2 separate regions of the Homo sapiens genome follow, and region 2 is linked to region 1. A link is a contact called in ENCODE Hi-C or POLR2A ChIA-PET data. All regions are on one chromosome and are shown on one strand. Each heading gives the region's core, a stretch centred on a gene start or an enhancer-like site at or near the end of the contact. The rest is flanking DNA. Distances are from core to core; before and after follow the strand shown. Region 1 holds the start of CCDC12 (coiled-coil domain containing 12). Region 2 holds the start of NDUFAF3 (NADH:ubiquinone oxidoreductase complex assembly factor 3).

Evidence for each region. Hi-C counts contacts between places; a loop is a spot of excess contacts on that map. ChIA-PET counts read pairs that join two places held with the same protein, here RNA polymerase II (POLR2A). Pooled maps may share reads with other maps.
Region 2: a loop to region 1 is called in a pooled map, with 7 times the contacts of the local background. The contact joins the promoter of NDUFAF3 here to the promoter of CCDC12 in region 1. A Hi-C loop is called at or near these places in 1 of 168 maps with a recorded cell type or tissue (CD8-positive, alpha-beta T cell) and 6 of 50 pooled maps. POLR2A ChIA-PET finds 5 or more read pairs at or near these places in 1 of 52 experiments (CD8-positive, alpha-beta memory T cell).

The regions. Positions count from the first base shown.
Region 1 is chr3:46,975,455-46,979,212 of GRCh38, reverse strand. It overlaps CCDC12 (coiled-coil domain containing 12), which reads left to right and starts at 2,468. Exons shown (of 7, transcript NM_001277074.2): 1 at 2,468-2,576. The coding sequence starts at 2,481. RefSeq lists enhancers at 1,176-1,876, 2,446-2,755, 2,580-3,281, 3,282-3,758 and a silencer at 2,216-2,355.
Region 2 is chr3:49,020,289-49,024,046 of GRCh38, reverse strand. NDUFAF3 (NADH:ubiquinone oxidoreductase complex assembly factor 3) reads right to left here and starts at 1,926. Exons shown (of 5, transcript NM_199069.2): 1 at 1,826-1,926; 2 at 1,509-1,701; 3 at 1,279-1,345; 4 at 1,071-1,171; 5 at 552-991. The coding sequence starts at 1,902. The coding sequence ends at 875. It overlaps MIR191 (microRNA 191), which reads left to right and starts at 3,338; the gene lies at 3,338-3,429. It also overlaps a transcript of DALRD3 not described here. RefSeq lists silencers at 1,536-1,585, 1,646-1,765, 1,806-1,905, 2,126-2,315, 2,352-2,554 and an enhancer at 2,070-2,839.

The DNA.
Region 1 (3,758 bases), core at 1,219-3,718:
TAGCAGGACTAGCCTGAAATACCTTCGGGGCCGCGGTGCCCTCCCAGATCCCAGAGAGGCTTAGACCGTTGCCACGGGTCCCCCTCCCTCCTCCAGGAAGCCTTCCCAAACGCTCCAGTGGAGGGGCTCCCCCCATTCCCCAACTCCAGGGCCCAGAACTTGCTTCACATATGTTGTTTCTTTAACCTCAACAGGTGGGTGCCTCATGGCTCTGTTTTTTGTTTGTTTTTGAGACAGAGTCTCACTCTGTCGCCCAGGCTGGAGTGCAGTGACTCGATCTCGGCTCACTGCAATCTCCGCCTCCTGGGTTCAAGTGATTCTCCTGCCTCAGCCTCCTGAGTAGCTGGGACTACAGGCGCGTGTCACCAGGCCCAGCTAATTTTTTGTATTTTTAGTAGAGACGGGGTTCCACCGTGTTAGCCAGGATGGTCTGGATTTCCTGACTTCATGATCCACCCGCCTCGACCTCCCAAAGTGCTGGGATTATAGGCATGAGCCACCGCACCCGGCCGGCTCTGTTTTACAGATGGAGAAACTGAGGCCCAAGTTGACCAAATGAGGACCACTTGGGCAGCAGGGGCAGGGACCCAGGCTTGACTGACTCTTTTTTGGGTCCCTGCCACCATCACCCCGTGCCCCCTTCCCCATCCCCTTACCTCACAGTCTGGACACGGGGAAAGGGGCACGGGGTGATGGTGGCAGGGACCCAACCCCTGGTGTTGGGCAGGGATCAGGCTCTTTGTTGGGGCTGGGGAGAAGTTTTCTGGGCCCAGAGGGGTGCTACTCGTTCCAGGAGTTGACCAGTCTGGAGACTCCTAGACCTTGGTTGGCCAAGACAACAGAGACCCTGTCCTGTTTTGTTCTCCCAGCTTCTTGGTTCACCTCTGGCCTTTTGTCCTGCTTCATCCATCATAGCTCTGAGCTGAGGTTTCCTGAGCACCTCCAAACTGCATGCCAGGCCTTGGCAGAGCAACCCATCCACTACAGGGAAGAAGGCTTAGACAGACCCAGGTTAGTGAGGACAAGAGGGTTAGTGAAGGGAGGGCTAGATCTGCAGTCTGTGGCCCATGGGCCTCTGAAGGGAGTTGGAAGGGGAAGAGTGGATGTCCACCTGTAGCCAGCTTGGGAAGGGAAGACTCAGGGAGGGAACAGCCTAAGAGGCTAGTTGTCCCCTGGCAGTGGAGGTGGAGAGGGGGCGGCATGGTCTCCTATTCCCAAGTGAGAGGGGGTGTGGCTTTGGGGACCCCCACATACTGAAAGAATATCTTGACTTCAGCCTAAGTGGTCTCGCGGTTATCAGGACACTCTAGTTCATGCAGGAAAGAAGACTCTGGCAGCTTCTGCTGGGTAGCCATGAATCTTGTGGCGACTTGCAGTCGAGGCCACCCCAAGTCTTTCTAAGCTGGGGATTGGGGGCAGTACTTGAGGCCCACTGGACCCAGGTTGGGGTTTGCTCTTCCCCGGGAAAGGTAACTTGACCCTGAGGACTTTGCTGCTCCAGGAGGGGATGGGAATGAGAGGGGATCATCTTTGAGTCCAGAGGGAAACAGCCATACAGTCAGGTCCCCCTCACTGTGCAGGCTTTGTCTGAGCTGAGAGTGGTCACAGAGGGGCTTAGGGGCGCTTGTCAGGTGAGTCCGGGGAGCCACTGACAGCTGCAGAGGTGTAAGTCATACCTTGTATTAGGGTGGGATCGAAGTGGAGGATCAGGGAAGGCTTTTTTTTTTTTTTTTTTTTTTTTGAGACGGAGTCTTGCTCTGCTGCCAGGCTGGAGTGCAGTGGCACGATCTCGGCTCACTGCAACCTCCGCCTCTCTGGTTCAAGCGATTCTCCTGCCTCAGCCTCCCGAGTAGCTGGGATTACAGGCACGCGCCACCACGCCCAGTTAATTTTTGTATTTTTAGTAGAGATGGAGTTTCACCATGTTGGCCAGGATGGTCTCCATCTCCTGACCTCGTGGTCCGCCCTCCTCGGCCTCCCAAAGTGCTGGGATTACAGGCGTGAGCCACCGCGCCCGGCCCAGGGAAGGTTTCTTGAAGGCATTCGAGCCTTGTCAGGTCAAGTGGACAAGGATGAGTCAGGGCATTCCAAGAGGCCAGCATGGAGTGATTAGTGTGGTTAGTACTTGGGCAAAACCGGAGCGATCGACGCACTCTTTTCTCCTTCTCTCAGGTCTGAATTCCACTTGCTGCTCTTTCACTGATCAGCGTTGGATAAATCGAGCCTTAGCTTTTTTTTTTTTCTTTTTTTTTTTTGCTGGCTCCCCACCCACTAGGCAAGTTGTCCGGAAGAATAAGGGCGGGGCGGGGCGGGGCGGGGCAAGGCGGGGAGGGCTCGCCCATAATAACCCCGCATTGATTGGCTTTCAGGACCTCCCAGTCTCTCATTCTCGTCCTTGGATTGGCCGCGAGACATTTATCCACTCTCCTTAGGCCTGCGCGATGCAAGACGGGAGAAAAGGAGGGGCGTACGCGGGCAAGATGGAGGCAACTACGGCTGGTGTGGGCCGGCTAGAGGAAGAGGCGTTGCGGCGAAAGGAACGGCTGAAGGCCCTACGGGAGAAAACCGGGCGCAAGGTGAGAAGTGTGGAGTGAGGGTCGCAGTTGAGGCGTCCAGCGTTCGGGGTCCGGGTCGCGCTTGAGGAGAGCAAAGGGCTAATAAGGAAAGACAGCTGCCGAGGGCGCGCATGCGCGGGCGCTAACGCATGCGCGAGAAGACGGCGCCCTCCCACGATGTCTGGGGCTGCTTGGCGTGGGACTCCTCTGGCGCTGGTGCGGTCGTCGCGCATGCGCGGGGGTGGGCAAGGCAGTGGTCAGCGACCCGCAGTCCATCTGACTCCTGCTTCCCGGGTGTTGCTCGTGTAGGTATCTAGGGCTGCCTGTAGGTTCAGATGCTTGTTGGGTTAGGCGTGATTTGTTCCGTTCCTCTATGGCCTAGCTGGTCTTTAACCCCCGCCTTCGATTCTGAGTCAGACAGACTCCCCAGTCCGGCAGCACTCCTTGGACAGGGCAGCAAGTGACAGCAGTGGGTATACAGCCGGAGTCGTTTCGTGCAAAAATCAAAAAGAGGCCGGGCACGGTGGCTCACGCCTGTAATCCCAGTGCTTTGGGAGGCCGAGGCAGGCGGATCACTTGAGGTTAGTAGTTCGAGACCAGGCTGGGTAACATGGTGAAACCCCGCCTCTACTAAAAATACAAAAATTAGCCGGGCGTGGTGGTGCGCGCCTGTAATCCCAGCTTCTCGGGAGGCTATGGCAGGAGAACCGCTTGAGCCTGGGAGGCAGAGGTTGTAGTGAGCCGAGATCTCGCCACTGTACTCCAGCCTGGGCAACAGAGCGAGACTCCGTCTCAAAAAAAAAAAAAAAAAAAAAATCGAAAATAAAAGATTTAGCCGGGCGCGGTGGCTCACGCGCCCAGTACTTTGGGAGGCCGAGGTGGGCGGATCACGAGGTTAGGAGATCGAGACCATCCTGGCTAACACGGTGAAACTCTGTCTCTACTAAAAATACAAAAAAATTAGCCGGGCGTGGTGGCGGGTGCCTGTGGTCCCAGCTACTTGGGAAGCTGAGGCAGGAGAATGGCGTCAACCCAGGAGGCGGAGCTTGCAGTGAGCCGAGATCCTGCCACTGCACTCCAGCCTGGGCGACAGAGCGAGACTCCGTCTCAAAAAAAAAAAAAAAAAAAAAAGAAAAGATTTATTTCTAACTAAGGGTGGGCCTTAGAAATTGGGAACGAGGGCCGGGCACAATGGCTGGTGCC
Region 2 (3,758 bases), core at 677-3,176, 2.0 Mb before region 1:
GCATACACAGGGCATCCTGCTAGCCCATAGCTTGGCCATATAGGACCAGGTCAACACACATATATATTCCCTAACTTGAATCTCTCTCGGCCAGGCACATTGGCTCACGTCTGTAATCCCAGCACTTTGGGAGGCAGGTGGATCACTTGAGATCAGGAGTTCGAGACCATCCTGGCCAACATGGTGAACCCTTTCTCTACTAAAAATACAAAAATTAGCTGGGCGTGGTGATGCATACCTCTAGTCCCAGCTACTCAGGAGGCTGAGGCAGGAGAATCACTGAAACCCAGGAGGCGGAGGTTGCAGTGAGCTGAGACTGCGCCACTGCACTCCACCCTGGCGAAAGAGCAAGACTCATCTCCAGAAAAAAAAAAAAAAAAAAAAGCCCAGTGTAGTGGTAGGGGCCTCTAATTCCAGCTACTCAGGAGGCTGAGGCACGAGAATCGCTTGAATCCAGGAGGTGGAGGTTGTAGTGGGCCAAGATCACGCCACTGCACTGCAGCCCGGGCGACAGCGAGACTCCATCTCAAAAAAAGAAAAACAATCAGCGATTTTGTGAGAAAAGCCGTTGAGGTCCTCTCAAATCTGCATGTGAGCAAGTAGGTCTACAACAGGCAAACATACTGCTTCCCGACTTCTGAAAAGTCAAGGAATCCTAAGTAATCTAGATGAAAAAGTGACTCCTTGGTTTCTTCACATTCCCCTCCAAGAGCCCAGTGAGCCATCAGCTCCTGGCCAGCAACACACCTGATACAAAATGGGAGAAGTGTATAAATTATTATGTTGATAAGCAAGATAAGTGCCAAAGGGTAGATAAGAGTGAAAGCATTGGGAAGCCTGGCAGAGTGCAGTCAGCAGGTCAGTTCCTGGCGGTTCATTGAGCAGCTTGGCCCAAAGATGTAAGTGAAGTCCCTCCTGGTGGAGGGATGAGAGCAGCTCCAGTTACTCGGCCTTCATGACACAGGAAGTTGAAGGTGGCACAGGCATTGGGCTGCAAAGAAAAGGCCAGCATCAGCCTGTCTAGCGCCAGGCCTGTGCTCCCCGCAGCATGCCCCAGTCCCGGGACTCACCGTGTCCTGCACTTCCACAGCAATGCCCCGCTGCCTCATGGCTTGAAGCACCTGGGACTGCAGCCTCTCGGTCCGGTCTCCAGTCCCCACCACCACGATCTCTAGGGAAGGGTGGGTGTGGCTAGTCTACAGTTCTGTTGAGAGGCTGCAGTGGGGGTCGCCTTCTGGGGCCCAGAACACCTCTGTTCTCCCTCCCCTTCCCCAGTACCTATCCGGGGCTCCAGCAACCAGAAGAGGGAAAAGCTGTCTTCGGTGATGTCCTGGTGGGATCCCACCTGTGCAGGGAGGAGGCACATTTAATACGACAAATCCACGCAGCCTCTCCCCATCTCCATCCACTGCAGGAGGAGACAGAGGAAAGCCAAGTTTGCAGGGACCAAGCAGGGTGAGGGCCTGTGACTCTGGGCCTCAGTTTCCACACTGCGGGCCAGGACTCACGTTCCACTGCACCACCGAGTGCGGGAGCAGAGCGCAGGGGCCGAGCACGCGGTTTCCGTTTATCATGAAGCCGCGGCTGTTGTAGCTGTCGATGTACATTGCCTGAGCGGCCTCGCGTTGCAGCAGAGAGATGCGCGTCCGCTGATACAGCTCGTCATCCGCCGGCGAGAGCCGATGCCCTCGCCGCGGGGCCCTGCGGAGGGAAAGGGTCAGGGGCGCGGGGCCGGGCCGGGCAGCCCGAGAGGCCGGAAGGTGCTGGGCTGGCAGTCGCCGGCCCTAGGGGGCTGGATGGTCGAGGGCGCGGGGTCCAAGCTCACCAGGGAAGCTCAACGGGCGGACAGCGCAGCGAGGGTCGCGCTCGGTACAAGCTACGTAGCGCGAGAGCGGTGGCCATGGCTGACCAACGCGCGGCGAAGTCGTCACCGGCGCCGTTAGTCCCCGGGTTGGGAGGGCCCTGCGGAGCCTGACCCAGCGTGGCTGCAGCGCCCCCTGCGTCCCGGAGGGCACCGCACAGCTCGACCGGCCCAGCAGGCGAGTGTCCTCAGTCTTAGGAGGCCGAGTTCCCCGACCTCCGGCGCAGCTCCAGTGTCAGCACCTGCCGCCCTCCCCGCCCCGGGCCCTTGCCCATAGTCCCGGGGGAGTGGAACACCTGGCAGCGTGGCCACCCTCAGGGCGTTGCCTGGGCCGCAGCCGCGGCCTGGCCCCCGGGCTCTCAGCTATTAAGCCGCGCTCCCGGGGCGGGGCGACCGCCCACCTGGTCGCGTCCCGAACACCTGGCCAGGCGGTGGGTGCCAGACTTCTAGCCCCTAATTCCAGCCTTTGGGGCTTCGGGCACCGTGGGCGGGGCAGCCGGCTCAAGTTTCTCCGGCTAGACGCGGAAGCACGCCCCGCCCTAACCGTCACCCGCGCGACCGTTGGCCTCTCCGCAGCGCGCGGAGAGGGGCGTGGCCGAGCGTGGATTGGCTTCTCGGGTTCTCTAGGGGGCGTGGCCAGGTGGTTTCTCCTTAAAATGGCTCCAAGTCTGCAGGCAGCCAGAGCAAGCGGAAGGGCAAGCTGTGATAGTGTTTGGGTGGCTGTTCGGCTGGCCCAGACCAGGCCGAACCGGACCAGACTTGAAGTAGAAGCGCGTGGAGCATCACCTTGTCCTCGTTCACTCTGCTCGCGTCCTGGGAGTCCCCCGTCCCCCGTCTTGATCCAAGTCAAGGGCCTACTGGCGCGAGAGTCGCTGGCCCCCGCGCGGGGTTTGGGCATCTCGGCACGCCGGCTCTGTCGTGGCCTCAGGGGAACATTGTCGCTTTCGCTACCCGCGGGGCCGGGCGAGCGGGAAGCTCGGCACAGTGGGAGCCTGGTGGTGGGTCTCCTGGGGCCGGTCGCAATGGGTTTCCGGGGGTCCCGCGGCTGCTCTGTGGACCCCTTCGGCCCCTGGTGCTCCGGGCGCTGGCAGCGTCACCGGACAAAGGCCACCGAGCGCGGGGGTGTCCCCGAGGTGGACGCGCGGGTTTACTTCCTCTCCGGCCCCACGGGCGCGCTTCCCTCCTGACGGATTCCGAAGCCCGCCCCACCACCGTCACCGCACCAGTGGCCCAGGCTTCGTGGGACCAACAGGGCTAATCCTGCCCCACGGATCTAATCCGGATCGGGACCCGGTCCCAGGGGAGGCCCCCACCTCCCCTTCTATTGTTCTGTGGCCCAGGTGAGCGTCTTGTTCCCTCTAGACTCCGTTTCACAACCTACTCCCGGGTCTTCCTCCTGGGACTGGGGATGGGCGGGTTCTGATGTGGCCCCAGGGCGAGTGACCTGGGGGCAGGAGCTCCCCCGCCCCCCGCCAACGGCTGGACAGCGGGCAACGGAATCCCAAAAGCAGCTGTTGTCTCCAGAGCATTCCAGCTGCGCTTGGATTTCGTCCCCTGCTCTCCTGCCTGAGCAGCGCCCTGGCCCAGATGGGGTGCCCCTGACCCCCAGACATACTTTACTGAGCTGCTTGGGTCTCAGTTCCTCTCAGTTGCGCCCTCAGGCTGGAGGTGATGGGTGTAGACGTGGGAGAGCCGAGGCTGGTGGCCATCTCTGGAACCCTGGGGAGGATTGGCGAGGGAGGGTGGACCCAGGACCTCTGGGTAGGGCTGCAATGGTAGTGACTCCCCCAGGGCTGCCTCAGCCCGCATCTCGCTAAAGATAGCCCTCTTACTTCCTGGGGAAAAACCACCCCAACCGTCTTCGTGGATGAGAGTATCTGAAGTCCTCAGTTTGACT